Regions from separate parts of the Homo sapiens genome. Here region 1 is linked to region 2. Evidence: chromatin contacts called from ENCODE Hi-C or POLR2A ChIA-PET data. All regions are on one chromosome and are shown on one strand. Each heading gives the region's core, a stretch centred on a gene start or an enhancer-like site at or near the end of the contact. The rest is flanking DNA. Distances are from core to core; before and after follow the strand shown. Region 1 has its middle 21 kb from the start of DNMT3A. Region 2 overlaps DTNB (dystrobrevin beta).

Evidence for each region. A loop is a pair of places that touch in the nucleus more often than their neighbours do. ChIA-PET counts read pairs that join two places held with the same protein, here RNA polymerase II (POLR2A). Pooled maps may share reads with other maps.
Region 1: a map of B cell shows a loop between it and region 2 (13-fold over the local background). The contact joins two enhancer-like sites. A Hi-C loop is called at or near these places in 1 of 168 maps with a recorded cell type or tissue (B cell), 1 of 37 single-sample maps with no recorded cell type and 6 of 50 pooled maps. POLR2A ChIA-PET finds 5 or more read pairs at or near these places in 4 of 52 experiments (AG04450, GM12878, IMR-90 and 1 more).

What each region holds. Positions count from the first base shown.
Region 1 is chr2:25,361,552-25,364,251 of GRCh38, forward strand. No RefSeq gene overlaps it. Among named protein-coding and RNA genes, the nearest start is that of DNMT3A, 21 kb to the left of the region's middle. RefSeq lists enhancers at 642-721, 992-1,091, 1,142-1,191. Within about 2 kb of position 1,305, at least 29 of the 41 ENCODE cell types and tissues checked have a DNase peak (open chromatin) inside an H3K27ac peak, as active enhancers do.
Region 2 is chr2:25,482,328-25,485,054 of GRCh38, forward strand. It overlaps DTNB (dystrobrevin beta), which reads right to left. Exons shown (of 21, transcript NM_021907.5): 10 at 469-546. Among named protein-coding and RNA genes, the nearest start is that of DTNB-AS1, 63 kb to the left of the region's middle. Within about 2 kb of position 1,449, at least 2 of the 41 ENCODE cell types and tissues checked have a DNase peak (open chromatin) inside an H3K27ac peak, as active enhancers do.

The sequences.
Region 1 (2,700 bases), core at 55-2,554, 120 kb before region 2:
CCCGACCCCACGAGGGAGTGCGGGACTGAGACCCCCATCAGGCCACTGAGCAGGGGAGCCAGGACAGCTTGGCGGTCACACCCCGGAGGTCTGGGTGCAGCGCGGGAAGGCTGGGTCCCTTCTAGGATCTCTGGGCCACTAGTCCAGCTGTGGGGACAGTGTCCGAAGCCCCTGCCCCACTGACTGGGGATCCGGAAAAAGGGTGCCACCTCCCCACCCCAGGCATCTACTTTGCTTAATGGAGGCTGAGCCCAAAGAGATGCCATTGAGCACCTAACACCACTATTGCCACTTTTCTGGCCACTTTTCCACATCAAACTCATTCTTTTGGTCAAGTGGGAATAGAAATCAGGGAAAGTTGTGGGGAAAGTCATTTCAAGTAAACAGATTCAAAAGCGCTCGACAGCCCCTCGGCGGCTCCGCTCCGAATAACCCCACCGCGGTCAGCAGGTTTCGGAGCGGAGTCCGGGTCTCCATCGGCTGCAAAAACCAGCGAAGTGGGCGGCTCCGCCAGGCCGAGGACCCAGTGCAGTCGCCGCATTTCGCTCTTCACCCTCCAGGTGGCGCTAGCGGGGGCGGAGCGCATATTTGTATTTGGGGAGGAGCTTCAGAAATGCTGACTGTTGATTGGCTGGGCTCAGTCTCGCTTTCTTTTCTCCTTCCCGGCAGGGCTAGGGAGGGGACCCAGTCCCGGTGCCTGAGCTGCGCAAGAGGAAACGTGTGTGTGGGAATGGGACAGAGGGGACGGGGTTGGCTCACTTGACACAGAAAGAACATTTGGGGCATGGCCCCTGGGTGTGTTCACTCCTCAAGGACAATCCTGATTTCCTGGTTTTTGTTTTTTTAATAAAGGCAATTTGTTAAGTGTATAATGAACTGTGTTTTCCATTTGTCATTCCTTTATAAGACACCTCATAAATTTACACACCAGGAAAATCCTTGGTGGGACCTGTTGATAATAAAGACATCGTTATTTACAAAAGAACGAAGGTGAGGACCTTCTAGACCTCCCTTTTTCATTTTCTTGGTCTCTGAATGTTGTGTTTGTGTTACCAATATAACGATCTGTGGCTGTATTTTATTTGCACATCTAACAACTGATTGTTAAGCTTCCGCTATCTGGCAGGCATTGGGTGGGGTTTCTCTGAGTCAAGAGTGAGGAAAAAAAGAGGGGGAGCTCGTGGACAGGTAGGACAGGCGGCAGCCAGGATCCAGGCTGTGCACGGGGAACATTGAAGAACGCTGCCACGGCCCCGAAGAAGAAGTGGAGCCACGGGGAGAGGAACGGGGAATTTAGAGGAAGTGGGGCCCGAGGGCAGCGGAGCAGAGCCGCTAGCTCAAAAAGCGCAGTGCTGAAGTCACACTGATGTCACTGCAGAAGCCCAGAGGAGCTAAGGAGAGGTGAGATGTTGGGGGATTCCCTAGGGCAGCTGGAGTGGGCCCCTGGCCTTTTGTCCGGTTGGTGGGGAGGAAAGCATTGGAAAGTATAACTTCCAGAATATTTCCTTCTTGCTCAGGACAGAAAGCCATCTCTGGGGCCAGGCGCGGTGGCTCACGACTGTAATTTTAGCACTTTGGGAGGCTGAGGCGGGTGGATCACGAGGTCAGGAGTTCAAGACCAGCCTGGCCAACATGCTGAAACCCCGTCTCTACTCAAAATATAAAAATTAGCCGGGCATGGTGGCAGGCGCCTGTAATCCCAGCTACTCGGGAGGCTGAGGCAGGAGAATGGCTTGAATCTGGGAGGCAGAGGTTGTGGTGAGCCGATCATACTACTGTACTCCAGCCTGGGAGACAGAGTGAGACTCCGCCGCAAAAAAAAAAAAAAAAAAAAAAAAAAAAAAAAAAAAAAAAAGAAGAAATTTTTGCTAAGTGAATAAGGGAAGCAGATGCTTCTTGATCGGTAGAGAAAGCTCCCTCTAGGAGCCTGCACAGAGCCCAGTATCTCTGGCAAAGAATAAATTGTTCGGAGAGGGCTCTCTTTAGTGTAGGGGAAAGTAGCCCCTTTGCCCCGGGAGAAAACTGTGACAAGACCTTGGCGTTTCAAGGGCTTGAAGAAACTGCTCACCCACTGAGGGGGCAAGCAAGTCACAAGTGTGTGTATACCTGGTGGTGAGAGTGAGGTCTGCGAGGTGGTCCTCCCCATCCTGTCCTGCTCCTTACCTGCCATTCCAAGACCAGCCTCCACCCCAGAAGCAGATTTTCCCATGACTTGAGGGCTACAGCCTGGGCAGAGATTTGGCTCAGGGCCCTGGACTCCACCCCTCGACCTCCTTAAGTGGCCCTTTACATGTCTGGGCAGGGGAGACAAATCAGCGCCCCAAGCCTGAGCACCCGTGCCAGGCCTGGGGAGATCCTCAGCCACCTGGCACCGGGCGTGGGGCTTGGGCCCTGGCAGTACCAGGTTCCCTTGTCCCCATCACTGTAGCCTCTCGCCTATGAGTCCAGGTAGGGTCTGGCCAGTGCGGCTCAGTGTGGCTTGACCCACAGTGCCCAGTGGATGGTGCAGACACTAGTGTCAGAGGAAGAAAGGAAAGCAACCATTATTACTCATTTGCTATGTGCTCAGCCCTGCTCCAGGTCTCTTACACATTTTAATATAATCCTTAGAACAACTAAATAGGTTGGAATTATCTTCATTTTATAGATGCAGAGAATAAGGCAGTGACCTGAGGTCACTCTAGAAAGGAGCAGCGTCAG
Region 2 (2,727 bases), core at 199-2,698:
AACTTAAATGTTTATAAATCATACACAGAATGATTCAGGAGAAAATTTTATAAGGGATTAATTCAATTTACACAGTCTAATCAAAGAGCAAAAATGATCTTTGACAAAGAATTCAAAGGCAAAACTGTTGAAACTCACGACTACCAAAATATTGTTTAAGGTTAAAAAAACGGATCTGAAACGTGCCTAATCTGCTCTGACACTGCCACCACTGCTTGTCACAAATGAAGTTTCCACCTGAGGCACCACTGAAAGCCAAACTTCAGTTGCTATATTTGTGAGTCGGTGGGGGAAAAAAGGAAAATAAAAAGTAGAAATTAAGACTAAAAGACGGTCAAAGGAAGAGAAAGCAAACCAGTCCTTTCTGCCCTGTGGAACAACCTGCTTTTCAGGCCTCATTTCTGGCAGGGGCATCGCAAATCAGTAGCAGAGGCCAACACCCAAGTCGAAGGCACAAGACATACGTACCTCTTGGTGGGAGTGGGCACTCCAGAGGACATGTGGCTAACCATGGTGTCATTCATATTAGTCAGAGGGCGAGGAGGACTGAAAGAAAAGACATTTACCTTATATTAATAATGACCAACTAGGGGAAACAAGGGAAACGACGATAAGCATGGTAAGAGCAAAGGGACCAATCATCATTCGCGGTAAGCACAGACGGACCCATGGGGAGGGGGGGGACCCATGGGGAAGGGGAGGCCCATGGGGAGGTGGGGACCCATGGAGGGGGGGAACCCTTGGGGAGGGGGGTAGAAATCGATACTTCAAGCCTAAGTAAATTCAGCAAGAGGTTCTCCCTCACAAAGCCACAGGGCCACTGAGCTGTGGGTACCAGAGATGCAACTGATTATAAGCACACTACTGCAGGACGTAACTTTGGTGGCTTTTGCTTTGTAGTTTTAGTACATAAGAATTTAAATTCTGCCCCTTAGTGAATTTCTCTACATTTTACGTACAAGATTACTAGGTGTCTGGCATTCATTGTATATTACAAAGGTCACAACATCGAGGTGCATGCTGTTCCTGAGATTTGGTTAGAGCTCACTGGTTTCCCTCAGACTTAGTTTGTAAACTTTTAACCAGAACAGACTGTTAAATACCACGTTCAAAAATAAAGACTCTGGAACAAACTTTGATTAATTCTCTACTAGAATCTGAACAACAAATCCAAATTTTACACCTATACCCTAATTAGAATGTTGTCTTTGATAACCCCTAATCCAAATTTAAACTTCAAGGTTAGCATTTTTGGTAACTTGTCTTTAGCTGCAGGTTTTCTAGACTCAGGTCCATTTCTCCTTCTTGTGAAAGTCCTGAAGGAATGAATTCAAGCTTCTCAAAAAGGTGCCAGGTATCTTGCCTTCCAGCCATTCTTCAACCCCTCTCCCTCCCTACCAGGTTCAGCTACAAAAGGGTTCTGTCTTGCATCTGGAACCACATGACTATTGCTAAATACTTAAACTGGAAAATTTCTCACTTCCTCTTTTAAACTGGAAGAAGTACAGTCATGTGCCACACAATGATGTTTAGGTCAATGACAAACCACATACATTATAACAGATTATAATACTGTATTTTTACTGTACCTTTTCTATGTTTAGATACATAAATACCCTTGTGTAACAGTTGCCTCCAGTATTTAGTACAGTCCCATGTTGTACAGGTTTGTAGCTTGGAGGCTACATACATAGAGTGTACTTACACATACTTGGATGGTTTTGCCTGCTGCAAACCTAGGCTACACCATATAGCCTAGGCTACACCATACGGCCTAGGCTACACCATATGGCCTAGGTATGAAGCAGGCGAAACCACCTAGGTTTGTGTAAGTACACTCTCTGATGTTAACACAACACAAAATTGTCTAACAAAGCATTTCTCAGAATGCATCCCCCATTGTTAAGTTATGCATGATTATACTTCTCATATTTGTCTATCAAAAGCATAAAACTGAAGCTGAAAGTCCTTCTCTCATATTTAGGTGCTTGGGAACTAACTACCTTCTGGTTTCTCCTTCCGTTTAAGGACAGAGTTAATTATGTAAAATGTTTCTGGAGAGGTTATACTTAGCAATTCTTTGTGAATATTAAGGGATCACAGGCTTTATTGTTTTGCAGGTTTCATAGTACACTCAAATAAAAGCTCAAGGGGAAATATTTCAGGGAGGGCCAAGGAACCCAGATGTTAAAGAAGGATCTCTTTCTCCATCTATCTATGCACTTTTTTTTCTTCTTAAACCAACTGCATTTCTGTATAGGGATTTTTAAAAATGATTTTTCCATTTAATGGAGAGGATCCGAGATGGAAAGTAATTTGCAGGGAACTGATTTTGGTCTCTTGATTTTTAAGCCATAGTACTATGCTTATTGTTCTACATTCCTCCCTTTGTGTGACATGTCTCTAAGTAAGACATTTAGAATTGAAATATGCCTCTCTAGGCTAGAAGTCAATTCCAAGTTATTTATCTGACTACCTGTCTTCAGACAGATATCCAATTATGTCCCAAACTTTCAAGACTATTAATGCTAGTGGCTGTGCTGAGTTATAGTCAATTAATCAGTTGTTTTAGGTTGACTAATGATCGAAGTGAACACAGAGATTAGCTTGTATTTAGTCCTAAATTTATATTTTTGCCTCTAGTTCTCTTATATCAATTGTCCAACTGAAACAAGGAGACAATCCCTATGAAAGAACCAAATCCAGCACAACAGCTTTCTGGTCCTG